2 separate regions of the Homo sapiens genome follow, and region 1 is linked to region 2. Evidence: chromatin contacts called from ENCODE Hi-C or POLR2A ChIA-PET data. All regions are on one chromosome and are shown on one strand. Each heading gives the region's core, a stretch centred on a gene start or an enhancer-like site at or near the end of the contact. The rest is flanking DNA. Distances are from core to core; before and after follow the strand shown.

Region 1 (4,885 bases), core at 637-3,136, 36 kb before region 2:
GACAAGCATGGCAGTGAGGCCTTGGGGGTGAGGCCAGCCCTCCCGAAAGCCTGGCAGTTCCCCTGCAGAGATGCCCCCTGAGCACCTGCCTGGAGCCCCAGCTACTTCTCAGACTGTGTTTGCCCAGAATCCAGGTAAACCTGGAAACTGCTCAACTTCATAGACGTCAAGTATTCCTTTAGGACCGTCAAGAACTGGATTTCATTCATTCTCTTCAAAACGCTTGACTATTGAACTAGGCTGGGGGCCTACGGGGCAGGGGACAGCCTTCACACCCAGGCCCTGGCCCGAGCGATGGCTGAGGAACACACGGGAATAGGCCCAGAGTTGCCACGCACTTGATTTTCTAGGAGAGGTCAAATATTTAAATTCCTATGTAAAATATCCCGATGTTTTTGTTTGTTTATGAGACAGGGTCTCACTCTGTCACCCAAGCTGGAGTGCAGTGGTGCAATCTTGACTCACTACAGCCTCAACCCCCCGGGGCTTGAGGTGGGTAATCCTCCCACCTCAGCCTCCCGAGTAGCTGAGACCACAGGTGCACACCACCAAGCCCAGCTAATGTTTTTTATTATTTTTGTAGAGGCAGGATCTCCCTATGTTGCCCAGGCTGGTCTCAAACTCCCAGGCTCAAGTATACTCTCACCTCAGCCTCCAAAAAGTGTTGGGGTTACAAGCGTGAGCCACTGCACCCGGCTGCCTCCTGATTTCTTTTTTTTGTTTGTTTTTTTTTTTTGAGATGGAGTCTCGCTCAGTCCCCAGGCTGGAGTGCAGTGGCGCAATCTCGGCTCACTGCAAGCTCTGCCTCCCGGGTTCACACCATTCTCCTGCCTCAGCCTCTTGAGTAGCTGGGACTACAGGCCCCCACCACCACGCCCAGCGAATCTTTTGTATTTTTAGTAGAGACGGGGTTTCACCATGTTGGCCAGGATGGTCTCGATCTCTTGACCTCGTGATCCACCCACCTCGGCCTCCCAAAGTGCTGGGATTACAGGCGTGAGCCACCGCATCCGGCCACATGCCTCCTGATTTTTTAAGTGTCATGAACTAATTCCATCTTTAAGAGGCATGTGTCTGAAAACAGGTTTTCAAACAAATGCGCGCACACACATTCATAGCAGTGTTTTCACATTCGCCAACGCCGGAAGCCACCCAAGCGCCCCTCGGCAGAGGGATGGGAGGCAGGTGTGGCGCGCCCCTGCCGTGGGCCATCGCCTAGGCCATGAAGAAGAAGGCGCCCCTGACTCCGGCTTCCACTGGGATGAACCGTGAGGACGTGATGCTGAGTAACGAAGCCGGAGTCATAAAGGGTCCCACACACAGCATGTGATTCCCTTTCGATGAAATGTTTCTGTCTCTGGGCAGACCCACAGAGACAGAAAGCAAGCGGGTGGCTGCTGGAGCTCCAGGGAGGGCGGAGTGGAGAGCACCTGCTCAGTGGCTGGGTCTCCTTTTGGGGTCTTGAAATGTTTTGGACCAGACAGAGGTGGGGTTGCACAACGTGGCGAATCTGCCAAATGCCACTGAATTGTTCACTTTAAAAAGGTTAATTTTATGTTATGTGAATTCCACCCCATTTTAAAAACCAAAAGGCACTGTGTTGGCCAAAAAGCCACATCTGCCGGCTTCCTGTCGGCGACCTTGGAGCGGATGTTTCCCCAGCAGCTGCGGGGGATATAAATAACCGCGCAGCTTCTGCCCCCCCCTCCGCCCGCCCGCCAGCTCCCGGCAGCAGAAGCCGCTCGAGCTTTTCCAAGCCTTGGAGCGTCCAGGCGCCGACGCTTGGCCCGGGCAGGCTCTCCCCCGGAGTCCGGGTGGGCAGCCCGCTCACCGGATGCTGTACAGGATCACGCCGTCGGGCTGCAGCCGGATGAGCTTGTTCTCCACCGTCACGTCGTGGAACCAGGCCGACTTGGCGTTCACGATGAAGGTGTCGGGCAGCCACAGCTTGTCCACGAAGCGGCTGTCCAGACCCAGGGTCTCGTTGGTGTGGTTGTAGGAGAGCCTGCTGTCCCGCCAGCTCTGGTGCAGGAACACCGTCATGGTGTACTCCTGTGGAGGTGGCACAGGGGCCGGGGGTCAGCCTTGCTCCACCCCCAGGGGCATGCAGCCCAGGGCAGAGGCTGTGGGCACCCACCGTGCCTGAGGCAGAGGCTGGTGGCACCTACCATGTTGGCCTCTGAGATGTGGTCGATGCTGGCCACCTCCAGGGCAAGGGCCACATTCACGGGGGGGCCTGCAAGGAAAGAGCAGAACTAAGAAGGACTGAGGCCGGCCCAGCATGGGAGCCACGATGGGACCCTGCCGGGGTCCCAGTCACAGGCAGTCGGCCATCATGGCCTGAGAAGCTGCACCTCCCTGGCTGTCTCTGTGGGGGCCTGGCTCTGATGGAGCCCCCCAGGGGAGAGCCAGGCTTCCTTGCCTAGAGGCCAGCCTACAGCCCAGTGGGCCACACAGCCACGGCCTAGCCTGGGCTCCAGCGGCTCCTGCCTGCCGGGCCTGGACCGCCCCTCACCTCCGATGCCAGGCCGGAAGTTGCGGGCGTAGCCGGCTATCAGCCCGTCCAGGTTGGGGAGCCAGGAGATCTCCAGGTTGGAGCCCACGTAGTCGCCGATGTCATTCATCGCTCTGGGGATGCAAAGCCACCGGTCAGACAGGCCAGGACTTAATTTAATTCCACTGAGCCTGGGTCCCTTCCTGGGGATGCAGCACTGTTCTGGGCACCTGGGCCAGGGCATGGGGGGCCACTGTGGGAGCCCTTGCAGGTGGGGGCCTGGCCAGTCCCCAAGCCTCTGGCTGGACACAGGGAACCCCGGGAGGTCCTCAGCCTCTTCCACTGGCCCTGACCTGGCTTCCTCCTCCGGCCTCAGTGCCCACTTAGCCCTCCTGGCTTTGAGGGAGGTGGCCCTGGGTTGGACAGAGCCCCCCAGCGTGGGCCAAGCTCCCAGGCTAACAGCCTCCCTCCTCAACCAGCCCGCGGAGGCCGGCCTCGGGTCTCCACCCCTGGGGTCCCTCACCAAAGAGGTCTCCCTGTCGGCTTCTGAGGGCGAAGCTTCCCCCATTAGACGGTTTGGAGAAGAGGAATGTGAGGAGGAGGCAAGGGGCAGGGACAGGAAGAGGACAGGGCCCCAAAACCCGGGCCCACAGCCTCCTACTCTCTGTCTCCTCCCAGGAAGGCCCAGGGTGGGCTCCAGATCCCCAAATGGCCATGTGCTTCTGTGGTTTAGCTCAACCTCGGAGCAGCTCGGGGTAGACAGCAGGGCCATGGGGACGCCCAGGCTTGAGGGAGGCATCTCCTCCCCATACACACCATGCTGCCAGAGCCCAGAGCACCCCAGCACCCCCCCGGCCCCCATCTGCTCACCTGCACTGGGTTGAACAGCGTCCCCCAAAATGCACATCCACCCAGAGCCTCAGAATGTGAGCTTATTTGGGAATAAGGTCTTTGCAGAGGTAATTAGTTAAGATGAGGCCATACTGGATTGGGTGGGCCCTAAACCCAAGGACTGGTGTCCTTAGAAGAGAAGAGGGAAGAAGCCTGGGGACAGAGGAGGCAGAGATTGGGGTGAGGCGTCCACAGGCCAGGGGAGGCCAGGGTTTCCAGCCACCGCCGGAGCTGGAGACAGGCCAGGGACGGAGGTTCCCTCAGAGCCTCCAGGGGAACGAGCCCCACCCACACCTTGATTTCAGGCTCCTGGCCTCCCGAGCTGCGAGAGAATAGGCGTCTGTTGTTTCAAGCCGTCCAGTTTGTGGTGATTGTCATACCTGTCCTCCTGCACACAGGATGGGGATTGGTCCCAGGGGTGGGGCCTTGAGATTAACCCCCCTGTATTCTCAGAATCATTTCTATCCAAGGGGGTGGCTTCAGACATGTCCTCCAGGTCGCCAGGCCCGAGCCTGGCCCGAGCCCTCCAGGAGAGTTGAGGGGCCGGGACCTGAGTCAGTGGCCTCCCCCACAGCAAGCCTAGAGACAGATTTGACCCCAGTTCAGATACAGCCTCAAGCGGGTGCCCTATGCTGGGCTACTCCACAGGCCACCAAGAGAAGAGCACAGTCCCAGGCCTCCTCCACGCCTGGCTCCCCAGGACGCAACTGACTGCCCCTCCCCTCCTCACGGTGGGGGCCACAGCCCTTGGCCTCCTGCTCCCTCAGAGACTGCGACCTGGGCTCGAGGCACCCCTCCACACTGCCTGTCTGGCACAGTCAAGCTGAGGCCGGGCCACCAGCCCCACCCCGTGCAGCACCCTCCCAGTGCCCCACACAGATCACCTGCAGCCTACTCTGCTTGTCTGTCTCTCCGGCTCCAGCCCTCTTGAGTCCTTGGATTCCCAAGGGAGAGGCAAGGGGCAGGGCACAGAGGTCTGGTGCCTCAGGCTAAGTCCAGCCGGGGAGCTGCATGAGCAGGTCCAAATCTTAAACCCGCAATTCCAGAGAAACACTGGGAAGGATGCTGGGAGGTGGACACTCTCCCTGCCTCTCCCTGCATCCAGCCTTGACTCTGCTCCATACACTTTATCCTCAGGTGCGTCCTGGGCCCCCTGAGGACCACCGGGGTTTGGGAGGCAGCAGCAGCGGGGTCGGGGGCTGAGGCCCTCTCCCTTTCCATCAGAACCACTTTTCTTCTTGTTTTACACACTGGCCTTTCAAAGATTTGGACTTTGAACCAAACGTTCCTTAGCTAACCAGATTCTGCCAACCCCAATCTGTCCTGGACGACTGTGGTGGCCCAACTCTGGCAGGAGCCAGCTGGAGGCAGCATCCAGGGCTGCTGTCCATCCAGACCCAGGACCCCGCGCCCACGGGACCCCCAGGAGTGGCCCGGCACAGGGCTAAGGAGGAGCAGGCACTTTGGTAACAAAGTATAAGATGGAATCAAATTAAGTCC
Region 2 (4,966 bases), core at 685-3,184:
TGGACTTCATGTGGTTGATAGGAGCTCTTCATGTGTTCCAGATGTAAGACTTGTGTCAGATATGTGTGTGCTGCAAATATTTTTTCCTAATCTGTCGTTTGTTTTCTTAATGCCTTCTTTAAGAGAAATGGTTAATTCACCGTCTTTTAAATCTATGATTTTATTGATCTATATTTTGCGATCATCTTTTGCAGCTAATTTCTATCTCCCAGCATGGAGGATGACGGCAGCCTGCTCCCTGAGGACGAGCTTTTGGCCGATGCCCTTCTTTTGGAAGATGGTAATAAAGCTTCTTTCACAGTAACGGAAGTTTCAGCAAAAAGACAAACAAATGACATGCTTCATAGTAGCCCTTTAATTCCCTTTATTTCTGGGAGAGGGTATCTTTTACACTCATATTTTTCTCTCAAAGAGGGAGCTTATATTATTGTCTTTATTTGAAAGAAAGATAAATTGTGGCTGAGATGTTGAAGGCGGCAGACCATAGTTTTCTAGTTTCCAACATCAGTATTGAGAAATCTGATGCCATTTTTATCCCAATCCTTTGAATGTGACCTATTTTTGTTTTCTTTTCCTGGAAGCTGTTTTTAAAAAATCTCTGATGATCTGAAATGTTACTGAGACGTGCCTTGATTTGGTTCTAGTTCTGGGCACAGGCAGGCCATCGCAATCTGGGAACGCATTTCCTTCCCACCCCCACCCCACTCCCCACCCCGTTTTGGGTTCTGTTGTGTGCTGAGTCAGCTCCTGGCGCTGTGTGGCCTTCTCCCCCCTGCCCCCCGCCACTGTCTCCCTCTCCCGCCCCCCTTGTGACTGTGGCTTTCTGCCTTTTCCATCATTTTTACTGAGATTTAATGAAGGGAAGAAAAACTGTGTTCCCTTTGCCGTGTTTTGCCGGAAGTCCGCTGTAATCTTCTGAGATAGTGACCTTCAGCCTCTTTTGTCTGAGAACCCCTTTACATTCTTAAAAATTATTGAAGACACAGAGAACATTTGTTTATGTTGCCTGTATCTTTCCATACTTACTGTATCAAAAATTAAAGCTGGAAACATTTTAATACGTAGCCACTTAAAATAGCAATAACGAACCTATTGGCAGTAACGTTAAGAGTTGGGTTTAATGGAAGACAGCTGGAGTCTTAGAGCTGTCTGTTGTGACGTCACCTGTCATGCAGCCTCTGGAAAACGCCACTGTCCTCTCATGGGAAGAGAGTGAGGAGACAAATGGCGTGCGAGTGTGATCATGAAGACAGTTTTCACCTCACAGGCCCTGAAGGACACTAAGGGACCCTCAGGGTTCCTCGGATTTTGCTTTGAGAACCATCAAGTTAGACTTGTCAAGATTTATCCTAACACTGGCCGGGTGTGGTACCACCAAGTTAGTGCGTGTCAAGATTTATCCTAACACGGGCCGGGTGTGGTGGCCCACGCCTGTCATCCCAGCACTTGGGGAGGCCGAGACGGGTGGCTCACTTGAGGTCAGGAGTCCAAGACCAGCCTGGTCATCATAGGGAAACCCTCTCTCTACTAAAAATATAAAAATTAGCTGGGCATGGTAGGACACATCTGTAGCCTCAGCTACTCGGGAGGCTGAGGTGGGAGGATCCCTTGAACCTGGGAGGCGAAGGTGGCAGAGAGCCAAGATCACGCCACCGCACTCCAGCCTGGGCAACAGAGACTCCACGTCAGGTTCATGACTACGCCGAACGTCATGTTGAGGTCCAAAGGGAGTGGGTGGATGAGCAGAAGGAACGCTCGGGGGCCGTAGGCAGGTGAAAAAGGATTTTATTCAGCAGCAGCTCTCCCCAACGGCTTTGTCTCACACCGTCCGCCCTGTCCTGGCTGGTTAGTCCGGCGGCTCCCACACACACAGCTGCGTGGCCGGCTCTCCCTTGACTTCAGGGTCAGCAGCTTAACTCTTTCTCTGGACACCAGCCAAGCGGTGCTGTGCCCTTGCTCCCCGCTGTCCGTCTGCAAAGACGGATGTCCCTGACTCTCTCTCTCTCTCTCAAGGCGCCAGCGCCCCAGTCCCACTGAGTCACCCAGGCTGTTTACCTCTGCCTGTGCTTGTGTGGCTGCAGTGCAGCAGGTTCCTTACACCCTGTCCCAAAAAAAGAAAAAGATTTATCCTAAAACTTCAGATGCAAATGTTTGATCTGCTTTTTTTTTTTTTTAAACTCTTGCCTTGATTTCTAGAAAGAGATGAATTAGAGGATCCGGAGTTTGACATCAAATGTCTTCTACAGGAAGCTGAGGATGACGTGGACCCGGGACACAGCAGGTAACTCGGAGGATCGGGGGTGGAGGTGGGTGTGGGGGGGTGGGGGTGGGGGTGGGGGTGGGGGGGTGGGTGAAGGGAGCGGGGCGGCTGCTTCCTCCCTCCCACAGGCTGTAGCTCCCGCAGCTCCCGCCCTGAAGCAGAACTGTCAGGCACCTACCCCGGCAGCCACACCGAGGAATGAGTTCTGAGCCTGCAGCTGGGGTGGTGGCAGCTGACGTCCTTTTCATCCTAAGCTCAGTGAAAGAACTAGATACTGATGCTGATAAATTGAAGAAGAAAACAGCTGAGGACAGAACGCAGGCATTTCACCTGCGGCAGAACCTGAGCGCCCTGGATAAGATGCATGAGGAGCAAGAGCTTTTCACTGAGAAGATGAGGTGAGCTGGGGCTGAGGCCGCTGCACCTGCACCTCTTGATGCCCCCCAGGCCGTGACATGGGTGCAGCAGGGGTGGTCCTGTACCTGTCGTCACCCTGAGGGCCTGCAAGGGAGGGTCGCACAGGGTCTCCATGGAGGAGCAGTTCTGCAAGCCCCACCCGGGAGCTAGTGCCCAGCGCTCCCAGCCCCCTTCCCACAGAAAAGGCGGAAACAAGTGGCCCCGCTGCCCCCAGCGCCACCCAGAGTTGCCACCTGTCAAGCTTTCGTTGTAGCTTCTTTCTGTGTTTGTGTGTGTTTGTATTTTATATCTATGGGATTTTGTGCTAAATTATGTTAAAGCAAATCACAGACATGATACGTCACTCCTAAATATTTCAGCGTCTCCTAAAAACTAAAAACATTCAGCGGAGAGTGGTGGCGCACGCCTGTGGTCCCAGTGACTTGGGAGGCTGAGGCCAGAGGATGGCTTGAGCCCAGGAGGTCAAGGCTGCAGCAAGCCTGGGTGACAGAGCAAGACCCTGTCTCTAAAAATAAAAAACTGAAAGACAAATGTTCTTCTGCATAACTTCTTGCCCATAACTCGGGCACCTAACTTGGGTACTTCACCCGGGGAAACTACGATTTCCCTCCTCGGCTCCGGCAGCGCCCGTGTGTTTTCCAAGTGACCGTCATGGCCGGGCGCGGTGGCTCACACCTGTAATCCCAGCACTTTGGGAGGCCAAGGTGGGTGGATCACGAGGTCAGGAGTTTGAGACCAGCCTGGCCAATATGGTGAAACCCCGTCTCTACTAAAAATACAAAAATTAGCTGTGCGTGGTGGTGGGCGCCTGTAGTCCCAGCCACTTGGGAGGCTGAGACAGCAGAATCGCTTGAACCTGGGGGGCGGAGGTTGCAGTGAGCCGAGATCGCGCCACTGCACTCCAGCCTGGGTGACAAGCGAGGCTCTGTCTCGGGAAAAAAAAAAGCGACCTCCAGAGTTCATGCTCTGGGCTTTGCTCCGTTGTTTGTACCTGAGGCCTGAGTCGCCCCCAGGAGCTACCATGTGAACTGGATTCTGTCCCGGCCCATGCCCCACTGGTGACCTGGGCCTGCCTGGCCCGCTCTCTGGAAGATGGTGGAGGAGCTCCAGCTCCTCCCCTCCCGTGGGCCCCAGACCTCCCACCACGTGCCCTTCACACGCAGGAGTGCGCTTGTTTATGCAGACCCAGGTTCCCTCCCGCTCCTGCACCGTCCTCGGCCCTGGGGAGCATGTCACCTTCGGGTGGGGGCCACACAGCTGCCCCTGGGCAGTTTTCCAAAAATGGACGACAAGACCCTGCTTGTGTGGCTTGAAGGTGTTAGAGAGACCCCTGGCCCGGGTGAGGGGGGCTCTGGGGGTCTGGCTCTGCCTCACCTGGCCCCATTGCCACGCCCACTGTCACTTTGGAGGCTGGAGTTTCAGGGAACCATCATCTGACCTTTGTTTCCCTGTTCCAGAGGGGAGCTGCGCGCCTGTCGGCAGAGGCGGGACCTGATCGACAAGCAGCAGGAGGCTGTGGCAGCCGAGATCGCCACAGAGGAAGAGGCGGGCAACATGTAGGTGGCCCTCGCCAGGGGGCAGGGAACCGGGCATGAGGTCAGGGCCGGAGGTTCACTGGTTCACCCAAAGTGAGGCGTGAAGCACCTGCTGTGTTCAGGCCAATGAGGAGCCCCAGTGTGAGGCCACAACACGAACATGCAGAAGCATGTGAGGTCGGCACTGCTGGGGCCTGGAGGGCACTGGGGCTGGATCTCTGGGAGGCAAGGCCGAGTGGGTCAGCAGTCAGGGGAAGGCCTCTTGGGCCACTCTTGCCTGGAGCAGCAGGGTGAGGCAGCTGAGGGCGAGGTGAGAGGTGAGAGGCCTGCATGCGTCCCACACTCCCAGGTGGGAGGGGCCTGGGGGACGCTGGAAACGCCAACACTCACCAACAGGCATTGCTCCGGGAGCCTGGATGGCTCCACGGCTGCAGCTCTGGCCTCGCCTCACCCTCTGGGGGCACCAGGTGCCTGCAGGGCCTGCCGAGTTCAGCCCAGCCCTGGAAGGCCCCAGCAGGGTGCCCGACCTGGAGGGGCTAGTGCAGCCATGGGGAGCAGAGGGCCAGCAGCCAGGGGCAAGGGAACCAGCAGGTCCTCCCGGCCCTGGGGGGTGAGGGGCTTCGGGCCACTGCAACCTCTGCCCCTCCAGGTTTAAGCAATTCTCTGCTGCAGCCTCCGGAGTAGCTGGGATTACAGGCATGTGCCACCACACCTGGCTAATTTTTTTTTGTATTTTTAGTAGAGACAGGGTTTC

What was found. A loop is a pair of places that touch in the nucleus more often than their neighbours do. ChIA-PET counts read pairs that join two places held with the same protein, here RNA polymerase II (POLR2A). Pooled maps may share reads with other maps.
Region 1: a loop to region 2 is called in a map of endothelial cell of hepatic sinusoid, with 8 times the contacts of the local background. The contact joins two enhancer-like sites. A Hi-C loop is called at or near these places in 3 of 168 maps with a recorded cell type or tissue (astrocyte of the cerebellum, endothelial cell of hepatic sinusoid and posterior vena cava) and 2 of 50 pooled maps. POLR2A ChIA-PET finds 5 or more read pairs at or near these places in 4 of 52 experiments (Panc1, activated T-cell, endothelial cell of umbilical vein and 1 more).

What each region holds. Positions count from the first base shown.
Region 1 is chr1:2,022,685-2,027,569 of GRCh38, reverse strand. GABRD (gamma-aminobutyric acid type A receptor subunit delta) reads right to left here. Exons shown (of 9, transcript NM_000815.5): 2 at 2,516-2,628; 3 at 2,169-2,236; 4 at 1,832-2,052. Among named protein-coding and RNA genes, the nearest start is that of GABRD, 5.8 kb to the right of the region's middle. Within about 2 kb of position 1,886, at least 8 of the 41 ENCODE cell types and tissues checked have a DNase peak (open chromatin) inside an H3K27ac peak, as active enhancers do.
Region 2 is chr1:1,986,204-1,991,169 of GRCh38, reverse strand. CFAP74 (cilia and flagella associated protein 74) reads left to right here. Exons shown (of 39, transcript NM_001304360.2): 2 at 195-280; 3 at 2,197-2,281; 4 at 2,515-2,658; 5 at 4,135-4,233. The coding sequence starts at 214. Among named protein-coding and RNA genes, the nearest start is that of CFAP74, 15 kb to the left of the region's middle. RefSeq lists a silencer at 1,747-1,937 and enhancers at 1,615-2,814, 3,710-4,400, 4,401-4,966. Within about 2 kb of position 1,934, at least 12 of the 41 ENCODE cell types and tissues checked have a DNase peak (open chromatin) inside an H3K27ac peak, as active enhancers do.